2 separate regions of the Homo sapiens genome follow, and region 2 is linked to region 1. Evidence: chromatin loops called from intact Hi-C (ENCODE). Cell type or tissue: CD14-positive monocyte. All regions are shown on one strand. Links, peaks and the distances in the headings refer to the core of each region. The heading gives the core; the rest is flanking DNA.

What was found. Hi-C counts contacts between places; a loop is a spot of excess contacts. Peaks named below come from ENCODE experiments on the same cell type or tissue, not always from the same donor. Only the 100,000 strongest peaks of a DNase experiment are listed, where the experiment ranks them.
Region 2: it touches region 1 in a loop (1.8-fold over the local background); 4 of 110 quality-filtered maps call a loop at or near these places.

What each region holds. Positions count from the first base shown.
Region 1 is chr1:173,017,284-173,025,412 of GRCh38, forward strand. No RefSeq gene overlaps it. Among named protein-coding and RNA genes, the nearest start is that of TNFSF18, 30 kb to the right of the region's middle. In CD14-positive monocyte, for the core only: no CTCF peak of the experiment used is centred there; a DNase peak (open chromatin) is centred at 3,298; H3K4me3 peaks cover 935 bases; H3K27ac peaks cover 1,521 bases.
Region 2 is chr1:173,101,180-173,109,308 of GRCh38, forward strand. No RefSeq gene overlaps it. Among named protein-coding and RNA genes, the nearest start is that of TNFSF18, 54 kb to the left of the region's middle. In CD14-positive monocyte, for the core only: no CTCF peak of the experiment used is centred there; no DNase peak of the experiment used is centred there.

The DNA of each region.
Region 1 (8,129 bases), core at 1,312-6,311:
AAAAAAAAAAAAAAAAAAAAAAAGATAGACATGCAAATAATGATAAAATATATAAGAAATATACTGAAATAATTATAGTAACAGAGGTGAATACAAAACCCAGGGGGAATAGAACTTTAAAAATATCCACATCTGCCTGGGGATCTATAGGAAGATTCACAGAAAGACTGAAACATCTGAGTCAATGAAATGCTGTGCAGACTAGAAAGGGCAATTCAGATAAGAGATATGAATATACTGGACTTCCTGTGATTTTTGAATGGGTTTAGCTCTATTTATCTTGGTAAATTATTTTATAATTCATGGCAAATTTTGGAGACAGTATAGAATTAGAAAAATTCCAGAAAACTAAAAATTGATAAATGTTATTTATATTTTCAACTTTACAGTGTAGAATACAATGAAAGAAAATGTTGTGGATTGGTTGAGAGAATACGCCCTGGACTTAGACTGCTGAGAAAAACTTCTGGCTTTATTCCTTACTGGTTTTGTGATTTTAATCAAGTTATTGAACATCCCTGTTCTTCAGCTTCTTCATCTATAAAATGGGATAATAAAAGGATATATTTCAAGAAGTCATGAGGATTACTTAGGAGAGTACGTGGCACACAGTAAGCTGTCAATAAATATGAGCTGTTTCACAACTCTAAACACTAGAGGCCAAAGTGTTTGGTCTCAGTAACAAAAATAATCCAAAATAGAACGTTTAAAAGATTCTTAACACAGAAAAGGAAGTGGTGATATTTTAGGATCAGAGTGGGTTCACTAATAACATGTTCTTTTAGGACCCCACACACTTCCTGTTTGGGCATCTGTGTTTGCTGACACACGAAAGAGATTTCATAGACCTAGCACATACGGATTTTATCAAACAATTTTGCCATCCTTATAAAAAAGATGGAGAAATGTGTACATAGAAGGCTGTGATAATATACACAGATAAGGAACTAAGCTAGTCACCAGAGAAACAAAATAAAAGTATGTTCCTATTCTCAAGAAGATTAGAGTACATTAGAAAAACAGATATTTACACAAATACTTAGTATAATAACAATATATATCCAGTACCGTAGTGGTACAAAGGAGAGCCGTCAATTCTGCTTTAGTGATTGTGGAAGGCAAAAAGGTACCAAGGAGGAAGATATGAACTAGTTTTGAAGGCTGGTTTCTTGTCCTCATTGAATGATTTTTAAAAAAACATCTTGTTATGTTATTAAAAGCATCAAAACTTCAAAATGCATTTGATTATTTTAGTGAAAATAATTTTATCCATTTGTCGATTTTAAAAAGCTACAATATTGAAGCATTTGTTTTAGTTATGATTCAGACCATTATTCTCAGAACCATACCTGTTGCTCGAGATCCATGTTTTCTTACTCCTGCTCCTCTGGCAGAGCTCTCCTCCTCTCCATTGCTTCTGCTCTGTAGACCATGATCCTCCTAGCCTATCTCCATAGCTTCTTAGGTGGTCTTGCTCTGTCTCTCCCACTCATCTTTCATCACACCACCAGAGTTACTTTCTTTGAAACAGGTCCGATCAAGCCATAAACTTCTAAAATAACTTAAAAGTTCCTGAATAGGAAAGCAGAGATTCCTTGGGCTAGCCTTCTAGCAGCTTGGGATTTGGCCTCCTGTTGCCCAGTGTTGGTTCCCATTTCATATCTCCACATGTCATCTTCACCAGGCCATGGGACTACATACACTCTCTGCCACCCTTCTGTGTTCTTGCTCATATTGCATCCTCACCTGCTACTCTTTTATCACACAAAGACTAAAATGCCTCCTCTTTCTCCCATTTAGCTAGAGTTTGTTATATTTCTTTACTATAGTCCTCTGCTTATCATCGCACTTGCTTCTTTCTTTACAGTATTGGATGAGCTAGTGGGAAAAGAACTGGGCAAGGATTTGAGCAATCCAGATTCCAATTCCTGCATTCCCTTAACCTCACTGTGTCTCAGCTTCCCCATTTGTAAATGAGAGATTAGGGATTAATTTTCTTTATTTAAAATATTTTCAACTCCATAGTTCTGATTTGAATCAGTCTGTCTATCCTAGCAGATGTAGCTTCTTGAGGAAGTCACAATATCTTAGAAATCTTCACATCATCTTTGGTGCCTACCTGTGCTTTGTACATAGAAAAACCTTAATAAATATATGTGCAGTGAAAAAAATTCATGAATGAATGAATAATTCCATATTTTCTTTATATAAAATACATCCAAATGTTTCATCATTATTTTTGTAGTTTAAGTAAAATATAACCTCCAATTCTGTATTTCTAGAGACAATATAATAAAAGGCAACTATTAATAGAACAAGTCATAGAGATTCAAGCTTTTCAACATTTATCTTTTCAAGCACCATGCAAACATACAAGATGCAAATTCATAGAGCGTGAAGAAACTAATTATATACTTGGTTGCTAGAAGGAACTCATTGAAGCTAAAAAAGAAACAAATTTAAGATAAACAGAGAAAAAGCTACCTAAAATAGCTAGTTGTAAACTGATAAAAATATTTTGAAAATCAGCATCTATCAAGCATTTTTTTTTTTTTTTTGAGACAGAGTCTCGCTCTGTTGCCCAGGCTGGAGTGCAGTGGTGTGATCTCGGCTCACTGCAAGCTCCGCCTCCTGGATTCATGCCATTCTCCTGCCTCAGCCTCCCAAGTAGCTGGGACTACAGGTGCCCGCCACCACGCCTGGCTAATTTTGTTTTTTTGTATTTTTAGTAGAGACGGGATTTCACCGTGTTAGCCAAGATGGTCTCAATTTCCTGACCTGGTGATCCACCTGCCTCGGCCTCCCAAAGTGCTGGGATTACAGGGGTGAGCCACCGCACCCGGCCCTATTGAGCTCTTTCTATGTGCCAAACACTGAACTAAGTTTTTTCTGTGTATTATTTTACTTTAATCCTTAAACTACTCTGTACAGTAGAATTAATTATCCTCCCTTGACACATAAGAACACCTATCCCCAGAGAAGGCACACAAATTGCTCAAGCTCACACAAAATATAAATAGCAGAGTCAAGATTTAAACAAGCCTGTCTACATCTAAGCCCATTCTCCTAACGACAGCACACAATTGCCTCCCCAGAGGTGATATAGCCTAGAAAATAACAGATTGTTTTAAATGTCTTAAAAAGACAAGTTATAGAATTAAAAATAGTTAAGTAGCTCATTTTATTGAAAGAAAAATGACCCATTTATACTAAATCAAGGAAAAAGGGTGGTTTGTTAAAAGGATTTACAAGGCCTGAAACAGGAACTGAAATTATGTCAGAAACTAAAGCAGCCCCGAGCGTTGACTGTTTTAAACTTTTTCTTTCGAAAAGCTACGTGGTCTCTTCCTCTCTCTCTCTCCTATTCATATGACAGCCCTTGCTTTCCCCTCACATCAGCTTTATTTTTCCAGCCTATCAACAATTCCATGGCATCATTTCACTTCTTCTTCACTGGAAAATGGTACGTTTTTTTCCTAAGTTCTAGATCAAATTACCAAGAAAAGTAATTAGATTTGTCCAGCTCATTTTGTTGCACAAGGACATGGATCACACTGTGTGTCTCCAGCACTCTGCTGGGAAGAGGATGCCCTGACCAAACATTAATACCTGGCTTTCCAGGCATATGCCTTTTTTCTCCCTTACCCCTGAGGTTACCTGCTCTCTACCACTCCACAATTCTTTTTTTTTTTCCTACAACCAAGTTTCTACAAAGAGTAGTGTAATTTTTTTGTCTCATCTTCCATTTCTCCTTATCTAGTAATTATACTTCCCATTTGTTCTTTAATCATTGATATCTGGATTATGCCCCCAGATGTCACAGAAAATGATCTTGTTTATGTTGTCAAAAATTATCTACCAGCAAAATCCAATTAGCAATGTTCAATCCTCTTAGTATTTGACTTCTTGGAGCCTCTAACATTGTTGACCACTCCTTTATTCTTAATCTCTCACTGTCTGTTTCTGTGGACCTATTATTTTCTTCCAGTTAATGTCATTTGTCCCTGGTTGCTCCTTTACAGGATTTCCTTCCTTTGCCTGTCTTCAAATGTTGGTGATCCCCACGTCTCAGTCATTTGCCCCATTTTCACTTTACCCACTCTCTATAGCGATTTTATCCTTGTCAGTGACTTCACCCAGAAGGCTGTTGACTTTTAAATATTCATCCCATCTCATGCAACTCCTCCTGAGTTCCAGCTGCATACTGGTAAAGCCCACTTGGATATTCTGCAAACATCTGAAACTATACCTTTATAAACCTAAACACATTATCTCATCCACACTAAATTTTCTCCAATTCCTCCTTGCATATTCCCCACCATAAAAACATCACCATCTTCCTCAATATGTCTAAGAAGGTTCTTCCTCTTCTTTATCCCTCACTTTCAATCAATCACTATACTGGTTAAGATTCTGATTACAATTAATAGAAACCAACTTAAGCTAAATGAGTGGAAAAAACGATCTGTCATAAAGGTACAATAATTCTTGCATAATCCAAGGACAAAAATGTACATGGGCCTTATGCATCAGAAACAGTTCAATGGAGTTTCTTCCTGTATGTATTAGTCAAGATTATCCAGAGAAACAGAATCAGTAGGAGATTAGATAGATAGATAGATAGATAGATAGATAGATAGATAGATAGATAGACAGATGATAGATAGATAGGGTAGAAATTGGCTTACAAAATTATGAAGGCTAAGAAGTTCTAATATGGAGGACCAGAAAAGCCAGTGGTATAATTCAGTCCAAGTCCAAAGACCTAAGAACCAGGGAGCTGATAGTATAACTCTTAGTCCAAGGCAAAGGGTCTAAGAACTGGGGTAAGGATAGTGGGTGCTGGTGTAAGTCCTGGAATCCAAAGGCAAGAACCAGGAGCTCTGATGTCTGAGGGCAAGAGAAGATGGATGTCCTAACTCAAGAAGAGAGAGAGCAAATTCATCCTTCCTCCTCCTTTTTGTTCTATTCAGGCCTTCAGGTGATTGCATGATGCCCACCTTCATTGGTAAGGGCAGATCTTTATCCAGTCTACTCATTCAAGTACTAATCTCTTCCAGAAACACCTTCAAAGACACACCCAGAAATGTTTTACCAGCTACCTGGGCATCCCTTTGTCCAGTCAAGTTGACACAAAATTAGCCATAACAAATTCATCCCTTGTCAACTTGGCATCCATAGGCATACCCTTACACCATATTTAATTTCTAAATAAAGACAATAATAAGGTCATAATTCCACCTAATACAATACAGCTATCCTATGTGCAACCAAAAATGCACTAATCCCTTCCCCAGAAGAGGAGGTCAAATCCTTAAGTAATGTTTACTCTTCTCCTGATAGCCCATAACTTAAATAGTATGATGTACAATTAACAATATTTAAATACTATGATCTAAAGTCAATACCTCTTATGTTACATAATAAAAAAATAAAAGAGGAAAGAAAACAGATATTTGTTTTCATACACACACAAGTGCACACACATACACAAACACACAGAGGTATTTATAACAAAATGAAGAGAAACTACTCATGACAATCACAGGAATTGCAGTCCTCAGTTCTATAACTAGTCACATGGTCATAGCTGGCATTTCTAACTACCCTTTTCCATTACCTATTCTATATTCCTTTTGCCTTCAGCAAGAACTTCAGCTGGTCATGGTTCTTTACCTGAAGGAGCGACCTAAATGTTTATTGCTAAAGGGTCTGGGCCATTCTGTAGTCTTGCCTCCATTGAGTTGTAGTTTTTACCTTAATCACAAGACATTATAATACTAAGAGATGCCCTGGGGGACTTTCTGTATTCCAGATATACTCTTTCTTACCTCCATTGTGTGTGTGTTTTTTTTTATTTTTATTCATTTACTTTTTATTTTTTTGAGATGGAGTCTTGCTTTGTCACCCAGGCTGGAGTGCAGTGGCATGATCTCTGCTCACTGCAAGTTCCGCCTCCCAGGTTCACACCATTCTCCTGCCTTAGCCTCCTGAGTAGCTGGGACTACAGGTGCTTGCCACCACGCCTGGCTAATTTTTTGTATTTTTAGTAGAGACAGGGTTTCACCGTGTTAGGCAGGATGGTCTTGATCTCCTGACCTTGTGATCTGCCTGCCTAGGCCTCCCAAAGTGCTGGGATTACAGGCTTGAGCCACTGCGCCCAGCTCTTACATCTATTGTGAAGTAGTAATTCATTTTTTTCTTCATAATCCAGATCAATCGCCTCACCCAACACTGTAACACTTCCTGGCCTATTGACTCAGAGCATGAGGAAACCAAAGTGACCAGGGGTGAGTCTTAAGTTCTTGTTTAATGGAATCATAATTGTGTCTCCTTGTGGGAGCATTTTTGCCTCTGGAACTAAGACTTTTAGGCTTTAATTTTGCTAGGGGACCACTAAGGGTAATGGTGAGTGATACCATTTCCATTTCCACCCTTTGATTCTTGGGCCCATGAAACCTGATTCAGAGCATATGCAGCTTTCTGGAGAACCTTGCTCCAGCCCTGCAAGATATTGCCGTCTAGTTGGCACTGTAACTGAGTCTTCAAACAGCCTTTCAAGATGGTGGGGAACATGGTAAGACCAGTGAATTCTATGAACATGGACCCATTGCCACATTTTATTGTCTGTGAAGTGAGTTTTTTTTTTATCAGAAACCATGCTGTGTGGATACCATGACAGTGGGCAAGGCATTCTGTTAATCCATGAACAGTGTTTTTGGCAGAAGTTGCATGCAGGGAAGGCAAATACATATCCAGAGTATGTGTCTCTTCCAGTAAGGAAAAAATGCTGTCCCCTCCATTAAGAAGCAGTCCAATGTAATCGACCTGCTACCAGGTAACTAGCTGATCAACTGAGGGGAACAGTGCTGTATCAGGGGCTTAGTGTTGGTCTCTGCTGCTGGCATGTCAGCCATTCAGTTGTGGCTGTAGCCAAATCAGCCTTAGTAACTGGAAGTCCATGTTGCTGAGTCCATGCATAACCTTCATCCCTGCCACCACAGCCACTTTGTTTCTAGCCCATTGGGTGATCACAAGGGTGGCTGAAGAAAGAGTTTGACTGGTATTTACAGAAAAGGTCATCCTATCCACTTGATTATTAAATTCCTCCTCTGTGGAGGTCACCCTTTGATGAGCATTCACAAGGGACAGAAATGATTCGTTGCCCATTTAGAGAGGTCTATCCACATACCCCTCCCCCCAGTTTCTTTGTCACCAATTTTCCAACCACATTTCTTTCAAGTCCCTGACTATCCAGCCAAACCATGGGCTACTTTCCATGAACAGGTATATAATCTCACATCTGGCCATTTCTACACCCAAGCAAAGTGAATAACCAGGTGGCAGAATTTTTCTTCACCACTGTCCTCCAGGGCAATGTCCTAGAGAGAGGCATGCAGCTGTCCGCTTTCAGGCAGTGCCTGCATATCATGTAGAACCATTTGTAAACCAGGACCTAGTCTTTGCTTTCCCAGTCAACTAAAACATCCTCACAGACACACACAGAGATAATGTTTTACCAGGCCACCTGGGAGTCCCTTAGTCCAGTCAAGCTGATACATCAAGTTAACTGTCACACCATATTTTATTTCTGCTCTTCTCTGCATATCACTTTTATCTTTATGTCCTACCCATACTGGCTTTAACTGCATCTCACTCCATTTACAGGGAGCAGATGAACTTTCCCATAGCTCCCAAATGTTTATCTTCTCCAGCCAAGAGACCATCTCAGAATAGTTAATCCTGGAAAAATCACCTCTAAGAGTAGGCTCACATGGCAAAAATGAGACTGCTGAGTCCCAGCTTTATAGATAAGCAAGTCCAATAAGGAAATCATTACAAGCTTAGGAGAAATCCCAATAGTTTCTATTGTTTCTATCATAATCATTAAATTCTGATAATTCTATGTCATACATTCTTTTTTTTTCTTTCCAACTGTATTATGCTGTTTTTACATTGCTATAAAGAAATATCTGAGACTGGATAATTTATAAAGGAAAGAGGTTTAATTGTCTCACAGTTCTGCTGGCTGTACAGGAAGCATAATGCTGGCATCTGCTTGGCTTCTAGGAAGGCCTCAGGAAACTTACAATCATGGTGAAGGAGAAGCAGGCACATCACATGGCTGG
Region 2 (8,129 bases), core at 1,263-6,262, 84 kb after region 1:
TTTGTAATTACTTTATAATTCCCCATTAGTTAAAAGTGGGAATTTACAATTCCTTCCATCCAGATATCTCATATGGTAACTAAATTTAGTACTTTGGTCCCTGTTTCTTTATAGTACCCTAACTAATTGTATTTGGCTTTTGTCAATGAATTCATAATTATAAAGATCCAAAAACGTGTCACCTAAAATATGTTTTGACTGCTTCTCTCCTGTGCTTTCTTTCCCATCTTCACTTTTAATCAGGCCATCATATCCTGTTTTTAATGATAAGGGCTAAATTCCCATTGTCTTTTGAGCAACACCAATGACTAGAAATACAGTTTGTATATGATTCGGGATACTTGCTTATGCTGCTTTCTCCGTCTTTTAGCATTCCCATTAAGGGACTGATATAGATAAATGTAGACCCATATTTCACAAAGCATATTATGCAGAATGGTAATGACTATTTCTTGAAATTGTTGTTTTGTCATCATATAAGTTGTGAAATAGTTAAAACAGATTTCTTTGTGCAACATTCAAACTTAAGTTCCATCACGTCAAGAATTTTGTCTATCTTGTTTTCTACTGTGTCTCCAAGGCCCAGAATAGTGCCTTACACTTAGGAGGCACTGAATAAATATTTGTTGAGTGAATGAAACTTTTAAGAGCCTTTAATAGTCTCATGTTCCTTAAGAATTTCCAAGGGAAAAAAAAATCCTGTACAGAGCTTCCTAAACAGTTTTGACTATGGAACTCCTTTTTTGTGTTTTTTTTCCCACCCAAAACATTTAGCAAAACTGATGTTCCTTGGCACACATTGAGGGGGAAATGCTGTTTAAAGACTTCCTAAATAGTTTGAGCTTCTTGTTTAATTCTTATAAAATACTGTGAGGAAAAGAAAATTAAAAATTACATGAGACATTAGCAGTGTTTGTCTTTCTGTCCAAATAAAATGACATGTGTAAAACTCTTTGACATGTGTGAAATATCACTTATAACCCATATGATTTAGCTTAATAGTTTAAAATTAGTGCTTAGAAATGTAGAGATCTGAATAAATAGATATTAGCCAGGGGACACACTACATGCTAGCACATTATCGATTCTCCAAAAGCAGCTAGTTAGCAGAGCCAGTGATAAGCACTGTTTAGGGAACCTAATATGCTATGCATTCTACCCACTAACCTTTCACATTTTCTATGGTATTCCTCCCTCCTCTTTTTAACAACTTTATTGATATATAATTCAAATACCATAAAATTCACTCATTTAAAGTATATAGTTCAGTAGTTTTCAGAATGGTATAACCATCACCAAAATTTCAATTTGGAACATTTTCATCCCACCAAGCAGAAACTCCATACCCATTGGCAATCACTCCCCTTCCCTGCAGCCCCTGGAAATCACTAATGTACTTTCTGTCACTGTGGATTTGCCTATTCTGGACATTTTAGATAAATGGCATCATATACTATATGGCCTTTTATGGTTGGTTTCTTTCACTTAGCATGTATTCAGGTTCATCCTTGAATTACAACACTTATCAAACTTTTTTATGGATGAATTATATTACATTTTATGAACATACCTCTGTCAAAAGGAAAAATCTTAAACTAATTAAATTCAACAGCATTTATTTGAGCAATTATAACCAAAACAGAACAAAGCAAAACAAAACAGAAACAATTCGAGAATATGGCAGTCCTCTGGTAGAGCAGACTCAGAGAACTCCAACCAGTAATATGATCTGACAGCATGTATAGGAAACAGAAATGTGGTACATACACACTTTAATTGGTTATGGAGTCTTCTGCAATTAACTAAAGCTCAGCTACTGTACTTAAACTCATATTGGTTTGTTCTCTTAGGCTTAGTGTGGGAGTTCAGTTCAAGTCCACGGCCTCCTACAAAATTATATTTAACACCATGTTTGTTTATTTATTCATCAGTTGATGGACACTTGAGAGAGAGAGGTGGCAGGGTTTTGGAAGAGGCATATCTGACAGTTTGACATTTTCAGTCACCTTCTGGGATCCTGGACAAGCCCCCAGTTGAAATGGGAAAAGTTCCCTTATCCGCCTCACAGGGTGTGCAACAGGGGGAGTGGCTCACTTCTTTGGTTCCTCACTGCTCAAACCCCTAAGGGGAGGATGCAGACAGGTGGGTTGTGGGGCTCCAACCCAACAGCAGTGTCTAGGGGTGAATATTTAAAGCTGAAGCTCCAGAGGGCATGTGTTACAGTGTGCTCTTTTAGTTTTGCCATCTATAGGTGGCTTGTGTTATCAGCTCAATTAGACCATATACCCTATCACAAGGACAGAGGGCTTTCTGTATCGGGGTTCTTGCCTTGGTGTACTGGAAGAATTGGGTTACATGTGGGTTTGGAGAATGAGTGCAAGGTTTTTTATTGAGTGGTGATAGCTCTCAGCAAGCTGGATGGGGAAGTCAGAAGGGGGATGGCATGGGAAGGTGGTGATTTTCCCCTAGACTTGGGCCACCCAGCAGCCAGGCTGTCCTCCAACCACCCCGCCAAACTCCACATCATTCCACTGGTCAATGGCCTGCCAATGTCTGCCAGTGCCTGTTGGTGTGCTCTTCCGCCAGTGTGTTCCTCTCAAGGTCCAGCTCCATGTGTGCACTTCTGCTGGTGCATTCCTCTTGATGTCCAGCTGCTTGTGCCTGTGCTTGCCTGTGTCTCAGAGTTTTTATAGGCACAGGATGGGGGGTATGGCGGGCCAGGGTGGTCTTGGAAAATGCAACACTTGGGCATAAAAACAGGAGTGCCTGTCCTCACCTAGGTCCATGGGCACAGGCCCGAGTGCGGAGCCCTCACCAGGGACCCGCCCTTCTCTACCCACCACTTCCCTGCCCCACTTCCATATCAATAGGGATTGCAATGAATCTATAGATCAATATGGGAGTATTGCTGTCCTAACGATATCAACTATTCCAATGCGTGAATATAGGATGTCTTTCCATTTATCTAAATCTTTAATTTTTTAAATAATATTTTATAGTTTTTAAAGTATAAGGCTTGTACTTCTTTTGTTAAATGTATTCCTAAGTATTTTATTCTTTTAGATGCTAGTATAAATAAAATTGTTTTCTTAATTTCATTTTTAGATTGCTGATTACTAATATAAAGAAATGCATATGATTTTCATATATTGATATTATATTCTGCAACCTTGCTGAACTCATTTATTCTGTTAGGCTTCTAATAGGCTATTCTAATAGGATTTCTAGTTCTAATGTATTGTTTAGGATTTTCTATGTACAAGATCATGGCATCTTTCAGTAGAGATAGTTGTACTTCTTTTCAAATCTGATTGCTTTTAATTTACTTTTTTGGCTTAAATGCCCTGGTTAGGTCTCTAACATAATGTTGCATAGAATTGGTGAGAAAGCCTTTTATCTGATCTTAGGGGGAATGTCTTTAACATTAAGTATGAATTTAACTGTGGGATTTTAGTAGATGCCTTTTATCAAGTTGAGGAACTTTCCTTCCACTCCTAATATGTTGAGTGCTTTTATATTAAAAGAGTGCTGGATTTTCTCAAATGTTTTTCTGTCTCAGTTGAAATAATCACCTGGGTTTTTGTTCTTTATTAATGTGTATTACATGTGTTGACTTTCATATGTTGAAATGACTGCATTTCTGGGATAAATCCCTGTTGGTCATGTTGTATAATCCTTCTTACATGTCACTAGATTCATTTTTGCTAGTAATTTGTGAAGATTTTTACATTTACATTCATAAGGCATATTGGCCTATAGTTTTAAGATGCCTTTGTCTGATTATGTAATGGTAGTACTAGCTTTATAGAATAAATTGAGAAGCGTTTCCTTGCCTTCACTTTTTTGATAGTGTTATTTTTTAGAATAGTTTGTGAAGGATTGGTAGTAATTTTTTTTATGTTTGGTAGAATTCACCAGTGAAACCTGAACTTGGTCTTTTATTAAAAGTTTTAAAATTACTAATTCAACCTATTTATTTGTTATAGGCATATTCAGATTTTCTATTTCTGCTTGAGTCTATTTTGGCAGTTTGTGTCCTTCTAGGAGTTTGTCCATTTTACCTAAGTTATAAAACGTGTTGTTATACAGTTTTTTATAGTTTCCCCTTTCAATCCTTCTATAAGTTTCACTAGTGAGTTTTCTCACCTCTTTATTCCTCAGAGTAGTTCAGTCACTTAAATCGTCTTTCTTTTTTTCTTGGTCAGTGTAGCTAAAAGTTTGCTAATTTTGTTTATTTTTTTTCAAATAACCAACTTTTGGCTTCTTTGATTGTCTGTGCTGTTTTTCTATTCTTTATCTTGTCTCTTTCTCCTCTGATATTTATTATTCCTTAATTCTGCCTCTTTGAAGTTTAGTTTTTTTCTTCTTTTCCTAGTTTCTTAAAGTGGAAAACCTGATTATTGACTTAAGATTTTTCTTCTTTTTAAATATAGGCATTTACAGCTATATATCTCCCTGTAAAAACTGCTACAACCATTTTCTGTAAGTTCAGTGTGTTGCGTTTTCATTTTCATTCATCTTAATGCATTTTCTAATTTCCCTTAGGATTTCTTCAACACATTGATTATTTGAGTATATTTAATTTCTGTATATCTGTGGATTTCCTAAATTTTCTTCTAATTATTGATCTCTAATGTAATTTTAGATCAGAGAAAGTAATTTGTATGATTTCAATACACTGAAATTTACTAAAGCTTGTTTTATGGCCTGTCTAATATGCGCTCTATCATGGCAAAGTTTTATGTGGTTTTGAGAAAAATGTATATTTAACCCTTTACTTTGTTGAGGTGAAATATTTTATAGATGTCAGCTAGGCCTAGTTGATTGCAGTTTAAGTCTTCCAATTCTTTCTTGACCTTTTGGGATTGAAAAGTCCGCAACTATTATTGTTTAATTTTCTATTTTTCCCTTCAACTCTACGAATTTTTGCTTATTTCATTTTGGGACTCTGTTTTCAGGTACATACATATTTATAATTAATATGTATTTCTGGTGGATTAACCATTTCATTTATTTTTTTAAATGTCCTTCATTTTATTTAGTAATAGTTTTTATTTTAAAAATCTTATTTGTCTGATACTAGTATAGCCATCCCAGCTATCTTTTGGTTACTGTTTTTTGGTATATCATTTCTATCTTTTTACTTTCAACCTAATCATATCTTTGAATCCAAAGCATGTTTTTTAGACAGCCTATAATTAGATGTTTTCTTATATATTTTGCCAACTTATACTTTTGATTGGAGTGTTTACATTTACTGTCACTACTGGTAAGTAGTATTTATGTCTGCTATTTTGCTGTTTATTTTTCGTATGTTATGTCTTTTTGTTCCTCTGTTTCTCTGTTACTACCTTCTTTTGTGTTAAATACATATTTTCTATTGTACCTTTTGATTCTTTTATTGTTTCTGTTACTATGTGTTTAAAGTTACTTTAATAGTGGTTGCCCTGGGGACTAAAATTACCATTTTCACTTAAAAAATCTAGTTCAAATTAATACTAACTTTATTTTGACAGTATACAAAATCTTTGCTCCAAAATACCTGTTCCCTCCACCTCTTCTTTGTGCTATTATTTGCATGCAAATTATATATTTATACTTTACAAATATATCAACTCAATTTTATGTGTACTGCTTATGGAGTTGCCTTTTAAGTCAGAAGAAAGGAATTAGAAACAAAAATGTTTTATATTTAATCTATGTACTTACCTTTTCCAGTGCCCTTTGTTTCTTCATGTAAAACTTTAGTTATCATCTAATGTCCTTGCATTTTAGCCTATAGCACCTCCTTTAGTATGTCTTTGGACAGCTCTGCTATTAACAGTTATCTCAGGGTTTTGTGTTGATTGTTGTTATTTTTTAAATCTGGGAATGTCATTTCCCCTCATTTGTGAAGAATAGTTTTTCTGGATATAGAATTCTTGTTTGTTAGTTTTTTTTCCTTCAGCATTTTGAATATGTTACCCACTGCCTTATGACTTCCTTCATTTCTGATAAGAAGCCTTTGTATGTGATGAGTGACTTCTCTTGCTGCTTTCAAGATTCTCTCTTGGTCTTTGTCCTTTTAGAGTTTGATTATGATGTATCTTGGTGTGGATCTCTTTCAGTTTATCTTACTTACAGTTCACTGAGATTCTTGGATATGTAAATTGATGCTTTCATCAAATATGGGAAGTTTTGGCCATTATTTCTTCAAGTATCCTTTCTACTGTTTTCTCTTTTCTCTTCTGGAACTCTCATTTTGTCTATGTTCATATACTTAATTGTATCCACAGGTCCCTGAGATGTTATTAGTTTTTCTTCATTCTTTTTTCTTTCTGTTGCTAGAACAGGATAATTTCGACTAATCTGTCTTCAAGTTCACCAGTTCTTCTGCAAGCTCAGATCTGCTTTTAAGCTCCTCTAGTGAATTTTTAAATTTCAATTATTACACTTTTCAACTCCAAAATGTCTACTGGGCTTTTAAAAGTGATTTCTATCTCCTTATTGATATTCTCTAATTGATGAGACATTATTATCATAATTTCTTTTAACTTTCTAGTTATTTGAACATATTTATAATCGATAATTTAAAGTCTTTGTCTTTAAATTATCAGTTACCCCTTGGGGACCAGTATCAGTTACCCCTTAAGGACATTTAACTCTTAGCTACCTTTTTCTTATGTATGTGTCATATTTTCATTATTCTCTTTATGTCTTATAATTTTTGCTGAATCTGGATATTTTAGTTAATATAGTGTAACAACCATACTATCAGATCATCCATCACCACCCCCAAAGTTTGTTGTTGTTGCTATTTTCTTTCTTTTCTTTTTTCTTTTTTTGTTATTGTTGTTTTCACTGCTTGTTAGGCAAGCAGCAAAGAGGAAACTAATTCTGAACTAATTCGACAGTATCTGTGGTTACTGAGTTATCTTCTAGGTTTTGTTTTAAGTTATTGTGTGACCAAAACACTGGGGGTTTGGTCTATGTCCTGCATCTCACCACACAGAAAGCCAACCACCACAACAACAAATATCACCAAGGAAGAAGGATTTAATCAGGTGCTGCAGCTGAGATGTGAGCTCAGTCTCAAATCTGTCTCCCTAACTGACTAAAAAAAAGGGTTTATATAGCAGGGAAGAAATGTAACAATGTGTAAAAAAACAGAAACTAGGGAGGGGAAAGGAAGCAATCATGATGAATGAGGGGTCCTGCATCTGGTGCAGTGACCTGGTGAGTTTCAGTTCTTTCATACTTTTTTAAAGGCCTGAAGGCATTTTCCTGAGAAAGGAACTCAGATAAAACAAATTTAAATTTCAAGCTTTAAGACCAGAAGGGTCAATTTCTATGTTTATCAAAAAGAACAGTCTATGAGACTATAGGGTTGGTTTCATTTGTTTTAATTTTAAGCCTATATGCCCTAGGGATTATCCTTGGGACAGTATACTTTATTAGCCAGCCAATGATCTGCCGAAGGTTTCTTTAAATGCTTTGCTTATATGTTTTCCACCCTTTGCCAAAGGGCTCTGTATATGAAGGCATTCCTTCAAACTTCAGGCAATTTGCAAAACAGCCTTAGATTTTACCTCCTGCTTGTGGAGGACCTCAATGTCAGCTGGGCATGAAAGGGAGTGACTGGAGCCTTCTCCTTTCTCAGGTGCAACCATGCACACAGACACAAAGACACAGACACACAGACATACACACACACACACATACACACACACTGTTTTCTAGTTCTTCAGAAATATGTCAGAGTTCTTTGAAGCTCCCTATGTTTGTGTAGATCTCCAGGATGTTCCTTCAAATTTTTGGCCATGCTGTTGTTTTTCTCTACTGAAATCACAGATTTAGCACAGCAGTGGTGGTGTTACCAGAGAATTACTATTGTTTTAGGCAACACCTTGGGAATAGAGCCTTTTTGTTGTTGTTATTGAGCTAAGCTCTGAGTCAAATCAAATAACACCAGTGCCCTGGGAATAGAAATTTTCCCAGTAGCTGCTAATTCAGATAAAATATTTATTTTATTCTATTAATGGGACTTTTAATTGAGTTCCAGAAGTAGTCAGTCATCTCTACTGTGAGACTGCTGTCTTTTTACAACTACCACACCACTGGGCTGCAGAGGTGGGTTATGAGAGAGGGAT